2 separate regions of the Homo sapiens genome follow, and region 2 is linked to region 1. Evidence: read pairs that join two places in POLR2A ChIA-PET (ENCODE). Cell type or tissue: K562. All regions are shown on one strand. Each heading gives the region's core, and the rest is flanking DNA. Links, peaks and the distances in the headings are about the cores only.

Region 1 (7,140 bases), core at 1,736-4,235:
AACACGGTGAAACCCCCTCTCTACTAAAAATACAAAAAATTAGCCAGGCGTGGTGGTGGGCGCCTGTAGTCCCAGCTACTTGGGAGGCTGAGACAGGAGAATGGCGTGAACCTGGGAGGTGGAGCTTGCAGTGAGCCGAGATCGGGCCACTGCACTCCAGCCTGGGGGAGAGAGCGAGACTCCGTCTCAAAAAAAAAAAAAAAAAAAAAAACACACACACACACACAAAAAAGCATGTAAGATCCCCAAAGCAGTGCCTAGCACACAATAAGCATGGTGTGAGTGTTGGCTGTTATGAGCAAGTTTATATAGGAGAAGAAGGAGGAATGTTAGATAAGGTTGTTTAACTATGTACAGGTCTGGTTAGCTTTACAGGGCTGTAAAGCTGTCACATTCATATCAGCTGCAGGGGTTAAACCTGGGTCACACCAACCGGGACCATCCCTCTAAATTGCCAGGTGTGGGCTGTTCATCAGAAATACCAACTACAGTTTGTTATTTTGTTTTATTTTTTCAGGGGCCTTAGGGTAGCTTACTTTCTCAGACCTTAGCCTATATCCCTGAATGATTATCAGGAAAATGTTTTAATCCAGCAAGGCCTAGGGAATGGGAGATGGCAGAGAGGATGGGAGAGCAGGGGAGCCTGTTCCACCACAGCCAGATGGTGCTTGGCAGAGCAGGAAGAGGACTCTGTGGCCACTAAGCCGGGAGGTGCTGGGCAGTGAGGCCCGGGATGCATCTGTGGTCCTGGGCATGGGAACAGCACTCGGTGCAGTCATAGTTCCTGGCTGCTGGCCACACTGTCTTCTGAATCCTTGGCCCACACAGAACTCCCTCCTTGAGTTCTCAGAGCCCTGGCCAGCCCCAGAACCCTCTGCCCAGCTTTCTGCTGGCCTGACTGTCCTGTGGAGGAGGGGAAGCAGGACTGCAGGAGGATGTGGCCAGACCAAGTTGGAAGCCAAGAGGGGCTTGGCAGCTCCCCGAGGGCTGGCACTGCGCCCCCTCCTCTTCCACTCTCCACTGCCCACGCTGCTCAGGACTCGACACAAGAGCATTCAGTTAATAGAGATGTGGTGGTGTTGCTTGGGAAAAGCCAACCCAAAGACACAAGGTCACCTGACATTTAGCAATGCTATTCAATGGAAATAAAATAGGAGCCATATGTTATCTGAAATTTTCTAGCAGACAGTAAGGAGAAACAGATGAAATCAATTTTAGCAATATATTTAAGAGAACCCAATTTATCTAATGGAACCCTGTGTTACCATTTCAATATTTAATCATATACAAAATTATTAAGATATTTCACATTCTTTTGTTTCATGCTAAGTCTCCTAAATCCTGTGTATATGTTACACTTACTGCCCATATCAATGTGTACTAGCCCCTGCAGGAGAGGAAAAAACTTTTCCTCTACACTCTCTTGTTCTGTGATTGCAGCTTTCGAATTAAACTGACAAAAGACAGATTAACAGGAGAAGAAGTTTATTATGTCTGCATACCGTACCAACAAAGGACGTAGCTGGCTGGTTAAATAGAGTTGAAGGCTTATATACCTAACTTAGTAGGGAAAAGGGAGGGGAAAGAAAGGGCTTCTGTGGGAAAAACAAATAGGTTTCTTTAGCAAAGACAAATGGGGTTTTAAGAGAACCGACAGGTGATAAAGTTTGTGAAATATTTGTCTATATAGGTATGAGTGGTCGCTCTGTCTTCTTGGGGCCATGAAACTACCCCTATGACAGAGTTTATGGTAGCCTTACTTCCCAGAAGTTACTGCTTTTTGTCAGATAAAGGAAGCTCCTAGGAGGCTTTTTTCTGCGTCTGTTGAATCTCAAATGTCTTCAGCTTAAAATAATGTTTATGCCAACTCTGGGGCTCCTAGTGGGTTCCCACACATTTCAAGTGCTCAACAGTCATATGCGGCTACCTTATCAGATGGTGCAGGTGCAGAATCATTAAATCATGGAACCCCAGGGCAGGACAGCTCCTGGAGACGCTGGCAAGCATGCCCTCTGCCACCTTCTTCCCCGTGCCTAGCCCGTACTCTGCTTGAGTGTCCCCAAGCTGGGTGCCCACGACCCCTGCCTCCCCCGCAGCTTCCTCCAGACCAGTGGCTCAGGCTCCGTGGTAGATTGAGTTGTTGATGTTGAGCAGAAATCTCCCTCCCGCCTAAGTGGGCAACCCAACATCTTTCCCAAAGCACTGGCACAAACCCGCCGTGAGGGTGGCTGGCAGGAACTATTGTTGAATTTTACCTAGAGGGTCCGTGTCCAGCAGCAAGTGGGGACAGGAGAATGCTAGGATACAAGGTCGTCCTTGCTGTGCCTTGGCCCAGCGAGTGGTCTCCATGTCCCCTCAGAGGGAGGGTGCATTCTGGCACGTGGCTGAGCGGGTACCCACCAAAACCCTAACGTAGAAAGCCCGGCTCCAGTCACAGCCTGCCTGGGACTGGCCCTGGCCCTGGCCCTGGCTGCCGCTCTCCTTCCCCCAGCTGAATCCTAATAGGAGGCACAGAATCCTAATACAGCCTCCAGGTTTCACAGATGGGGAAACCGAGGCGCGGTTCCCGCGCGTCCACGTTCAGCCCATGCCCGGGCTGAACCCAATTGCAACAAAGTCCCAGGGGCCTCCGGAGAAAACGTGGGAGCCTTCCCGCCCTGGCGGGCCCTTGCCAGCTCTCTGCTTCTCGGACACAGGCGGCGGGCGGGCGCGGGCCTCAGGGACCCGGCCGCTGGGGCGGGAGTCTCCAGGGAACCGTGATGTAACCCAGCGCCCCGGCTTGCAGGAGCGGCCCCCAGGCGCCGCCCGTGGCTTGTTTACTCGACTAGGGGCGCGGGGTGGAGTCGCGGCCACCGGCCCCGCCCCACCCCCCACAGTGCCCGCCCCTGCACCTCCCCCCAACCCCTCCACCCCAACGGCTGGACGGAGCCCCAGGGGCTGTTGGAGGCTTGCGGGTGTTGGTCCTGTTTCTGCCTTAGATGTTCCAAGACCTGGCGCAGTGGCCGAGCCACACGGGTGACTCTGAAAGGGCCTGAGTCCCCCACGAGCTCTCTCAGTCACGGCCCCCAAAGTAGCTCAAAAGAACATTCCAACGAAGTAAAATCCCGGAGCTTGCTATGCCTACGCAGCCTCAGGACAAGGGCCCTCCTATCCGGTCCCCCAGTCGCCGCATCTTCCCGGCCTGTCTCCTGCTCCTGTCTCCTGTTCTGTGATAGCCGGCACCGTGGGGAGCCCTTTTTTGGACTCCCCAAAAGTCTGCCTCAGGGGACAAAAACAGCATTTCCCAGGGGCTCTACTACTCCTGGCACAGAGAAAGAGAGTTTGCTCTTGGCTAGGCAAAGTTAACACCCTGAAGGGCTGAAGGGCAGAACTGCTTAGGGGTTGGGGCTCCTCACTTAGGGCAGCGATTCCCAGTCCTGGGCTCTTTCCAGCCCCAAGCCAGGGCCTGGCTCACTGGGGCCAGTGGGGAACAGCAGGGCTCCCTGCACACACAGCACCCTCTCGAACTGGGCTCTCCAGCCAGACACAGGCCTCCCACCCCTAGGGGAGAGCAAGAACAAGGCAGTGTGTGGCCAGATGGTAATGGATGGGAACAGATCTAGAGGGTGCAATGCTGATGCCAGCAAAAACCCCAACAGCTGTGACCTGTGCCCACTGCCAGGGTTTTCTCATCTAGACTCTCCATTCCCTGGTGAGGCAGGCAGGCTGCCTACAGATGAGGGAGCTGAGGCTCAGAGAGAGCAGGGGAGCCTGAGGTCACCCTAGGAAGTTGGCGACAGCTGCAACTAGGACCTAAACCCGTGTGCTAGTCTCTCATGCGCTTTTTTTTTTTTAAATAGACAGTACAATATGAACATACTTCATGCAATCTTGAGAGCCCAAGAGCCCTGTAACTGGGAGCAGTCCAGGAGGGCTTCCTGGATAAGAGGCCAGGCCTCAGCTAGATGAGGGAGGAGGGGCACGATTTGGAGAGAGAGGTGTGAGGTGAGAAGGCTTCTCTGAGGTGGGAAATAGGAAGAAAGGGGATGGGCTGGGTGGGATAGCACTCACCTGTAATCCCAGCACTTTGGGAGGCTGGGGAAGGGGATTGTTTCAGACCAGTTTGGGCAATATAGTGAGACCACCATCTCTACCAAAAATTAAAAATGTGGCACATGCCTGTGGTCCCAGCTACCTGAGAGGCTGACATGGGAGGATTGCTTGGGCCCTGGAGGTCAAGGCTGTAATGAGCCATGATCGTGCCACTGCACTCCTGTCTGGGTGACAGAGTGAGACCTTGTCTCAAAAAAAAGAAGAAAGGGGAGGTTAACCTGGGAAGAGAACAGCCCGGGAGCTGCAGGAAGTAAGGGTGCAAAAGATCTCACCAAAGAAGAGGGTCTGGGGGTCAGTCAGGGAGGAGGCCAGCCAGGGTCAAGAGAAGTTCCTGGGGAGGGGGTGTGGTGGGCAGATGCAGGATTGGAGACTACTGGTATTGGGGGCAGCATTTCCAGTCCAGCCTTCCACTGCAGACTCTAGCATTTCCCAGCCCTCTGGCTTTGGGTATGTTATCTTCCCTCTGTGGGCCTCAGTTTCCTCATTTATAAGATGGAGATCAGCTCCCCACGCTGCCCATGGCTGAGAAGGTGCTTTGTGACTGGCTTTACATACTTGAGGGTGTGAGGGACTCATATACCAATGTGACGGATAGGCTGGAGTCAGGGGAGACCTCTCCATGGGGCTTCTCCCTGCCATGTATTCCCTGCCCTTACAGAGAGAGGCCTCATACACTTGTTCCCTCCAACTCTGCCGGCATGTTGGGGAGGCCCCTAGGCTTAGTAAATATTTGTGTCTCTGCTCTAGTTGGTGGCTGCTGGAACATTCTGTCCTGCTTCTCATTCATCTAGGCTTCTGCCTCAGGCTGTGAAGTTACTGCAAGAGATCAAGAGCCCAGGGTGGGAACTTCTAGGTCCTTCGCCAGCCCCCCTCCTGCCTACTCCTGAGCCCCAGTTTATTCCTGGAGTTCAGAACCCTGTGCGAGGCCCTGTGCACTTTGGGAGGCTAAGGCAGGTGGATCACCTGAGGTCAGGAGTTCGAGACCAGCCTGGCCAACGTGGTGAAACCCCATCTCTACTAAAAATACAAAAATTAGCCAGGCGTGGTGGCATGTGCCTATAGTCATAGTCCCAGCTACTTGGGAGGGCAAGGCAGGAGAATTGCTTGAACCTGGGAGGTGGAGGTTGCCAGTGAGCCGAGATTGTGCCATTGCACTCCAGCCTGGGCAACAGAGTGAGACTCCGTTTCAAAAAAAAAAAAAAAGAAAGAAAGAAAAAAAAAGAAAAAAAAAGAAAGAAAGGAAAGGAAGAGAGAGAGAGAGACATGTGACTCTAAAGAACCTCTCTGGGCATGGTGGCTCATGCCTGTAATCCCAGCACTTTGGGAGCCCAAGATAGGAGGATTGCTTAAGCCCAGGAGTTTGAGAACAACCTGGGCAACATAGTGAGACCCTATCTCTAGTTTTAAAAAGAACACCTCTCCTTTTGCTGTGAGAAGAGCTAGGACATTGGGTCCGAATGTTAGCTCAGTAGCTGGCCTGATGTGTGGTTTTGGTTGAGTCCCACTACTTTTCTGAGCTTATTTCCTCATTCCTGAAAAGGTGGTGAAATGGTTTGGACCAGTGCCTGGCACTTACTAAGCTGTTTTCTTCCTTAGCCTTCCTTCCATGCCTCTGCACTGTCTTCCTAGAAGTTTGGGCCTGCCCTATTTAACCAATTAAATTAACAAGGATAAGAAGTTTCCGACTTTTATTGGGTACTCTATACAGTGCTATGCTGGTAAATGTTAAAAACCAGCTCTACATACATTTTTTTAAAGTTCTAGGCCAGGCGCAGTGGCTCATGCCTATAATCCCAGCATTCTGGGAGGCCGAGGCAGGTGGATCACCTGAGGTCAGGAGTTCAAGACTAGTCTGATCAATATGGTGAAACCCCATCTCTACTAAAAATACAAAAATTAGCTGGGTGTTCAAGGTGGCACGCACCTGTAGTCCTAGCTACTCAAAAGGCTGAGACAGGAGAATCACTTGAATCTGAGAGGCAGAGGTTGCAGTGAGCTGAGATCACACCACCGCACTCCAGCCTGGGCAATAGAGTGAGACTACATCTAAAATAAAATAAAATAAAATAAAAGTTCTGTTTTGCAGTGTTTGCCCTATTTCCGTGCTGTTAATACTCACCATGGCCATTTCTTTTTTTCTTTTTTTCTGAGACAAGTTTCGCTCTTGTTGCCTAGGCCGGAGTGCAATGGCAAGATCTTGGCTTACTCCAACCTCAACCTCCTGGGTTCAAGCTATTCTCCTGCCTCAGCCTGCTGAGTAGCTGGGACTACAAGCGTCCACCACCACACCCAGCTAATTTTCGTATTTTAGTAGAGACGGGTTCGCCACATTGGCCAGGCTGGTCTCGAACTCCTGACATCAGATGATCCACCAGCCTCAGCCTCCCAAAGTGCTGGAATTATAGACGTGAGCTACCGCGCCCGGCCCACCGTGGCCATTTCAAAGCTACCAACATGACATCACAGAAAGTGAACTGTGACCTAGTGAGAGCTGGCAGGCCACAACACAGCACTGCCTGTGGGATTTGCTATATAATTTGCAAGGCCCAATACAAAATGAAATTGCAGGTTCCCTGTTCAAAATGCATGGGGGAATGTCTTCCCTTTTTTCCATGATGCCTCTCACAACCTGTCATGGTGTTGCGTTTTTTGGTAATTTACACTTAATGTTCTTACTCCCTCCAGCTCGGGACACGCACAGGGCAAGAGCGGACCTTCACAGATCGGGGAGGTGGCACATGTGGAACCTAGTAACTACCAGGCTCCCCGTTCCAGCAGCCACCAGACAGACTTATTGGGAAGTAGAGGCAGGCATCTTCCCTTCCTAAAGGCCCACAGTCCCAACTATGTCCCAACCTCGTAGCCAGGAGGCACTAGGGACTGGGATAGGAGTGGAGAGAGGCTCACCCTCCCTAAGCCACCCACTGAACATGGCATATTGCTGCCAGCCTGGGACAGGACGGCCACCACCTGTCCGCTCTGACACTGTGGGGTGCATGTACTTGGCCCTGGCGCACCCACCCCCACCCAGGCCCTCAAGGGAGCAAA
Region 2 (7,852 bases), core at 2,706-5,205, 140 kb after region 1:
TGTCTGCTTAGCTACTTCTGCTGTCACCCAAAGGTCAGGCCCTATCAGGTGTGGCTGTTTCACTTCCCTATCTGAGGGGCTGCTGAGGAATGAGTCACCAACTGCCCGTATATACAAAGCTGCAAGCTCCTGCCACTCGGGCAGAGGTAGGCCCAGTGGCAGAGGCACGCAAGTGACAGGAAAGGAAGTCAAGGCCAGGGCCGCAGAGGCCACAGCAGGCAGGAGGGGCCACCCAAGGAGGCTCATAGGTCCTGAGTTCTGTGCCACACAGCAGCTCTGCCCTCTGCAGGCCAAGGCGCTGGGGGCTGGGGCGCGGCATGTCCTCTGTGCATGCATGACCCGAAGAGAAAGCAGACAGTATCCCTTCACGTACTTCTAGGAACAAGTCCTCGTGGGCACAGGCTGCAGACAGGCTCCTGGAGAACCCAGCCTGTGTGTGCCCTACACTCATGGGGTGAGAATGAGGTTTACCTGGTGTACACTACCCATTCACTAAGAAATTACTAACGCAAACCAGGGCTGCCTGCAATCTGCTTAACAGAACACATGGCTGTGAAAAACAGCACCCAGGAGTGTGAAGGGCACTAGATGGGTTGGCTATCATTTGTAAAACAAGATTTTTTTTTTTTTTTTTTTTTGAGATGGAGTCTTACTTTGTCGCCCAGGCTGGAGTGCAGTGGTATGATCTCGGCTCACCGCAACCTCCGCCTCCCAGGTTCAAGCCATTCTCCTGCCTCAGCCTCCCGAGTAGCTGGGATTACAGGTGCACACCACCACGCCTGGCTAATTTTTGTGTTTTTAGTAGAGACGAGGTTTTTCACCATGTTGGCCAAGCTGGTCTCAAACTCCTGACCTCAGGTGATCCACCCGCCCCAGTCTCCCAAAGTGCTAGTGTTACAGGCGTGAGCCACCGCACCCAGCCTGTAAAACAAGATTTTAGACTAACGAGCTGGCAAAGTACAGGGGCCCAGAGGAAGTAGCTGTTGGGGAGAGGGGTGTATAGGGAACCACATCTTTGGGGGAAACCAATGAATCAGGAGAGGACATTTGTTTCTCTGGACATTTATCCAGAAGAAAGAAAAGTCAAGGGTGACAAGGACAGAACCATCAACCAGCCAGAGCTATAGTCATGGGCCATGTCTGGGCCAGACCCAGCCTATAGACATGCTGTTTGGCCTACACAAGATTATTAACATTTTTGAGCCAACATGTCCAAGTTGGAAGATTTCGCATAGAAAATTCAATTTCCTGAGTTCTTGTGAAAAGCTGAAGGCTAGGCGCTGCTGGACACACATTCCTACGTGAGAGCGACGTGGTGCCCTAAGGCCTGCCTCTCACTCTGTAGGACGTGCCCATGCCAATTCCACCTTGTCCTCATTCCTCCTTACTGTCTCTCTGAGGCACCCCCTCCTCGCTTGCTTCCTGCATATTGTACAGGGCAGGGTGGATGACACAGCGGCACAGCGCCTAGGAACAAAGCTAGGACCAAGGAGTAGAAGTCTCAGAGAAGAAGACTGAGGAAGAACTTCAGAAAGTCTGGCGTTCTGAGTTCTATTGACTTGTCCATTCTCCATCTCACTCCCCCTTAGGATCTACCATGCCCAGAACCTGCAAAAAAACCTCAAGGACCTTTTCAGAGGTCCATCACTTATTTATTTATTTACAGAGTCTTACTCCATTGCCCAGGATAGAGTGCAGTTGTGTGATCATGGCTCACTGCAGCCTCAACTGCCCTGGGCTCAGGTGATCCTCCCATCTCAGCCTCTTGAGTAGCTGGGACTACAGGTGCATGTCACCATGCCCAGCTAATTTTTTGTATTTTCGGTAGAGACAGTGTTTCACCATGTTGCCCAGAATTATCTCAAACTCCTAGGCTCAAGCAATCCACCCACCTTGGCCTCTCAAAGTGCTAGGATTACAAGCATGAACCACCATGCCCAGCCTAGAGGTCATTTAAACCAAACTCCCACTGAATGCTGGAGTCTCCCTAGGATGGCCCTGAATAAGCCTTGCCCAGTTCTGAGTAAGATGGCAAATGAGCAGGGCTGCATTATCCCTCCCCGGAACCCAGTCCTGGAGATGCCACTGGGCCAGCACAGGTTGGGAGAGCAGGGCAGGGCGGGGCCATGCTGAAGGCCCTGTCTCTTTCGTGGGGAAGACACAAGATAGTGATGAGGTAAAGAAGAGGGCACAATAAGTTATGGTAACCATAAGAAGAATAACCTTTACCTTTCAAACCCACAGAAGGAAATTCAATCTACACATAAAGGATACGAAAGGAGAAAAAGAAGCAGAGAGAATATATGATAAAGCATTTGGCCGGGAGCAGTAATGGGATTACGCTCATGCCTGTAATCCCAGCACTTTGGAAGGCCGAGACAGGCAGACTGCTTGAGCCCAGGAGTTCAACACCAGCCTGGGCAACATGGTGAGACCCCCATCTCTACAAAAAATACAAAAATTAGCCAGGCATGGTGGTGTGCGCCTGTAGTCCCAGCTATATTCGGGAAGCTGAAGTGGGCGGAGCCCTTGAGCCTGGGAAGGCAGAGGCTGCAGTGAGCAGAGATCAAGTTACTGCACTCCAGCCTGGGTGAAAGGGTGAGACCCTAACTCCAAAAAAAATAAAAAAATAAAAAAATAAAAAGCAAGCAAGCATTAAATAAGACAGCATAGGTAAATCCTAATATAATAATAATTATAGTAAATATATAACAGGCTCATCTTCTGTATTAAAATTCAGATTCTTATCTTGGATATTGTTTAATCCATCAATATCTTGTATAAAAAGATAAATTTAAAGCAAAAGAACATATAAAGGTTAAATAGAAGAAAAAGCTTTTAGTTAAATAAGGTAAACTCTGCTCCCTCCCAGAAGCCCATTAAAATAAAAGTAAAGTAATTTTTTTTAAAACGATCTAAACTCAGTGGCTCACGCCTGTAATCCCAGCACTTTGGGAGACTGAGGCAGGCAGATTGCTTGAGGCCAGGAGTTCAAGACCAGCCTGGGCAACGTGGTGAAACCACATCTCTAATACAAAAAAATTAGCCAGCATCGTGGCACACACCTATAGTCCCAGCTACTCTGGAGGCCAAGGTGGGAGGATCAGTTGAGCCCAGGAAGTCGAGGCTGCAGTGAGCCAAGATCATGCCACTGCACTCCAGCCTGGGTGACAAAGTGAGACCTTGTCAAGGAATAGAAGAGAAGAGAACGGCTGGGCATGGTGTCTCACGCCTGTAATCCCACTTTGGGAGGCTAAGGTGGGCAGATCACCTGAGGTGGGGAGGTCGAGATCAGCCTGACCAACAAGGAGAAACCCCATCTCTACTAAAAATACAAAATTAGCCGGGTGTGGTGGCGCATGCCTGTAATCCCAGCTACTCGGGAGGCTGAGGCAGGAGAATCGCTTGAACCTGGGAGGTGGAGGTTGCAGTGAGCTGAGATCGCACCATTGCACTCCAGCCTGGGCAACAAGAGTGAAACTCCATCTCAAAAAAAAAAAAACAAAGAAAGAAAAGAAGTAAATTCTCAAGAACAAAAAGAAGAGGAACCAACAGCAGTTAAGACGTGCCAATGCGCTTTCAGAAGATGGAAGCGAAAGGAAGCACTAGCAGAGCAGATCCTACAAGATAAGATTAGATTAGATGAGAAAAGAAAATATCCAAAGCCTACACAGTAACTGAGACACAAGCCAATTAGAGCCCAGGAGCCTAGGACTTGAGGCAGTGAGTACCACAAAGGTGAGCATGAGGCAGATAGCTGAATACAGGAGGACTTCCTGACCTGTAGAAGGAACAGCTAAAGTCCCCCCAGGTCTTCTTCCCACCCAAGGCAGCCAAACATACTACCCTTGCAGAGTTAGCACAACAGAGGTCAAAGGAGTCCTGGAGCAGAAGTGAGTATCTACAGACCAAACAGAGACCCAAGCCTGCTTCCCCTACTTGACCCTAAGAACGCAAGGTCAACCAGGCAGGAGACTACTGATAGGGTCCTTCTGGAAAAAACAAATAACCCTGGCAGTAGGGAGATGTGGTAGGGAAGGAAACCTTCAGATATGGAATTCAGAGGTCCACCAACAAAACATTTCAATACCAGATGAGTACCAAGTCCCTGGCAGTGAAGACAGAGTTTCCAATCAACTTTTGGCACCCAAATAAGAACAGCCAAGGAGTATCAGATATCTGAGGAGAGTCCTCTAGCAAGAAAGAGATTACACAAACAAACAGAAAATAGAAACCCAGAGACAATAGAGGGAGAAGAAAACTTAAAGATGAGAGACTACACCCAAGAAACAAGAACATAACACTTTTTAAAATGAGTATTCAAGGAACAAAAAAGAACTCTTAGAAATTAACATTATAAACAGTGAAATAAAAAATTCAACACAAGTCTAAAAGAAATCTTCCAGAAAGGAGAAAAAAAAAGATAAAGAAACGGATAATAGTAGAAAAAAGATGAGAAAATTGAATCAATTCAGTAGGTTAAAAAATCTGACGATTAAAGAGTTCCAGAGAGAACAGAAAAATAGGAGAAAATTACAAAAAAAAAATTAAATTAAATTTCCCAGAAGTGACGAACCCACAGGTGAGAGCCATTTACTCTGCCTCCAGGGGTCGGAGAAGGCAACCCCACTGTTAGGTTCATGAAGAAATTAGAGCGTCATGTCTATTGGTGCAGCCTGAGCCCACAGCAGCTCTTCTGGTGGCCACATCCCTCTGCTGATGTATGGAGTTTGCAATCAGCAAAAACTCAAAAAAATTATTCTCATTCATGCTGCTACTAAGCCACAAGCGCCAGGCTGTATCTGAGCAGTTATTTTTCTGGTCCCAAATGCTGTCCCTCACATGTCCCTGGTAAACTTCCCCTCACCAGAGTTGGTCTGCTGTTTGCTCAGCCTACAGAGAGCTCCTGAGAGCTCAATCCTGTTGCTCCTCCTCTCAGCCAGCACCACCATCAGTAGCCCCCAGAGACACTAATCCAAATTATGAACAGAACAAAGTCAAGGGCAGAGGCCACCCACAATGTCCACGGGCGTGGGTGTGGCAGCAGAGCAAGGGGTGAGAAAGAACCAAGAAGAAACTCTTTCCAAGTTGGATCTTTCACTGGCTATAACATGCTGACAACATCCCCAGGTGGTCTAGGGAGAGGTCCTAGGATTCCATCAAAGGCCTCATCTAAATCGAAAAATACTTTGTCTACTATCCAAAACATAAACTAAAATCGATATGCCTTGTTCCTAGTGATCCCAATCTAGCTTTTCTTAGCACTTACAAGCCTCATCTGTAGCAATTTGTGGAGCTCACCTCCTTCACCTTTTTGATAAATGGATACTAGCCATCTCCTGCCCCTGGCCCCTTTGACGTTTCCCACACTTCCTGTAGGTCACCAACCACAGTACCCTAGCACCCCAGGAGAGAACTTGCCCAGGACAGGAGATGAATCACCCAGCCTCGGTTCAGGTCCCTCCTACCACCACAAGCTCAAAAGAGAAGATGAACAAAATGAGATCAAAGAATCCCCCCATTTCTTTGTTAAAAACAACAACAACAACAACAACAGAGTCTCACTTTGTCATCTAGGCTGGAGTGCAGCGGCGCAATCTCGGCTCACTGCAACCTCCCAGGTTCAAGGAATTCTCCTGCCTCAGCCTCCCAAGTAGCTGGGATTACAGGCATGCGCCACCATGCCCAGCTAATTTTTGAATTTTTACTAGAGACAGGATTTCACCATGTTGGCCAGGCTGGTCTCGAACTCCTGAGCTAGGGCAATCCACATGCCTCTGCCTCCCAAAGTGCTGGGATTACAGGCATGAGCCACCGCGCCCAGCCCCTCCCATTTCTTCTTATCCTCTGCTAATGTTACCACTGGCCTCCAGCACCAGACACTGCTTCATTGTTCTTCTTCCAAATACATAAAACAGCCCTCTCGAGCCTCCTGAGTTTTGCCATAAGCTTCAGCTCACCCTGGGGGGCTCTGGACCACATTCTTCCTTCATCTCTGGTTACATGTCCTCCCTTCCACTTAACTGTTTTCCAGCTCCTTCAACAGAAGGCTTCAGGTAGCCAGAGACCACATCTCTGCTAATACACTGCCTGCTTCTGCTCATGGGACCACCATCTTTCATTTCTAAGAGCTTCCCAACCATCCTGAACCATTTGCTACTTAAGAATGTCCCAGGTTCATCGCCTCTATTCTGAAATTTGGAAAGCTACTTCCTGAAGGTCTAGGTCCTCCACTCTCCCCAGCTCCCAAAACCATCTTCCAGTTTGCAAAGCGGAGAACCTTGCCTAGTGCTGGCCTTCAGAATCATCCCCAAATTGGGCGCCAGGCATGGTGGCTCATGCCTGTCATCCCAGCACTTTGGGAGGCAGAGACGGGCGGATTGCTTGAGCTCAGAAGTTTGGGATGAGCCTGGGCAACAGGGCAAAACTCCTTCTCTACAAAAAAAAAATAATCAATCAATCATCCATCAATAAAAAAATAAAAAGAATCATCCCCAAATTGGTAATGCCCTTGATTCAGGGGTTCTCGCCTCCCTCTCAACTCTACCCTTTCTTCCTTCCCTACACCGTCACTCAAGGTCTCAGAGCCTTTAGGCCCCCACTGTCCCCTGGGGAGCTCCACCCGGGGTCCTGTTAAGCCTCTCACCCTGCTTGAGATCTTCCCTCTAAGCTCTTTGCCTAACCTCTCAGAGGCTCCACTCTCTAGCCACCCTCCCAGGTTACAGTCACATTGTTAGGGAGCCTCCTGGGGTCAAGGTCTTCACTAAGGAGTAATGCGAAGAGTATGTGATGGGCGGGTCTTTCCTGATGCCCCACCTCTGACCCACTGAAGCAGCTGACTCTCCTTGGAGGTGACCCTGACTGACCCCAGTGCTGTCTAGCAGGCCCAGACTAGTTTTTCTGGTTTTAGAGGGATGTCACTTGATCTGATTCATCAGCCCTATGGGCTTTGTTCTTTTATTTTCATTCACTCCACCAAAAGGTCCTGGGAGCCAAGGGCTGGGCCCTGTACACATTAAAATAAATAAATAAATAAATAAAACCATGTGTTATCTTCTATGATACTAAATAATTCTGACCGTTTACTCATTTACCTTGACCTTTTCCCAGCAAATGCCAAGGAGCCCTGGCAGGGCAGAAACTCCCTGAGGGCAGGAGCCTTCCTTGGCTTTCTCTTACACCTTTGTGGGTCCTGGTAGAAGCAGCGCTGGGCATTAAAAAAGAATCCCCCATATGCTACAGAATTCCTGAAAGGCAGCTCCCGGCTTAGTCCCCTGCTGACACCACTTAGAAAAAAGTTTTTTTCCTTTTTTTTTTTTTTTTTTTTGAGACACAGTCTTGCTCTGTGCAGGCTGGAGTGCAATGACACTATCTCGGCTCACTGCAACCTCTGCCTCCTGGGTTCCAGAGATTCTCCTGCCTCAGCCTCCAGAGTAGCTGGGATTACAGTTGTGCGCCACCACGCCCAGCTAATTTTTGTATTTCTAGTAGAAAGAGTGTTTCACCATGTTGGCCAGGCTGGTTTCAAAGTCCTGGCCTCAGGTGATCTGCCCACCTCAGCCTCCCAAAGTGCTGGGATTACAGGTGTGAACCACCACGCTCAGCCTACCTGAGAAAAGTTTTTACAGCTAATAGTTTTAAGCTAAATCTCTTTGTGTATGTGACTGAGGCTTGGACAGACCCTATTACATAAGCTGCCTGCATTTTATCTAGCATGTATAGAGATTCCTTCCCGAAACCAGTTGGCAAGTCTAGTTTCCTTTTCTTTGCTGAAGAGACATCAGGAATCCTGATTTGGGTCTGGTCAGGAGAAATGGAATGAGGATTTAGAGTGATACCTCCCGTTTCTACT

The links. ChIA-PET counts read pairs that join two places held together with the same protein. Peaks named below come from ENCODE experiments on the same cell type or tissue, not always from the same donor. Only the 100,000 strongest peaks of a DNase experiment are listed, where the experiment ranks them.
Region 2: POLR2A ChIA-PET joins it to region 1 with 5 read pairs; 16 of 35 experiments call an interaction of 5 or more read pairs at or near these places.

Annotation. Positions count from the first base shown.
Region 1 is chr15:75,174,292-75,181,431 of GRCh38, reverse strand. No RefSeq gene overlaps it. Among named protein-coding and RNA genes, the nearest start is that of C15orf39, 24 kb to the left of the region's middle. RefSeq lists enhancers at 3,800-3,899, 3,456-4,015. In K562, for the core only: a CTCF peak has its summit at 2,789; DNase peaks (open chromatin) are centred at 2,841 and 3,531; H3K4me3 peaks cover 589 bases.
Region 2 is chr15:75,035,439-75,043,290 of GRCh38, reverse strand. The region is part of intron 2 of PPCDC (phosphopantothenoylcysteine decarboxylase); the gene reads right to left. Among named protein-coding and RNA genes, the nearest start is that of PPCDC, 16 kb to the right of the region's middle. RefSeq lists enhancers at 1-210, 1-244, 335-424, 6,366-6,866 and a silencer at 5,778-6,016. In K562, for the core only: no CTCF peak of the experiment used is centred there; a DNase peak (open chromatin) is centred at 3,935.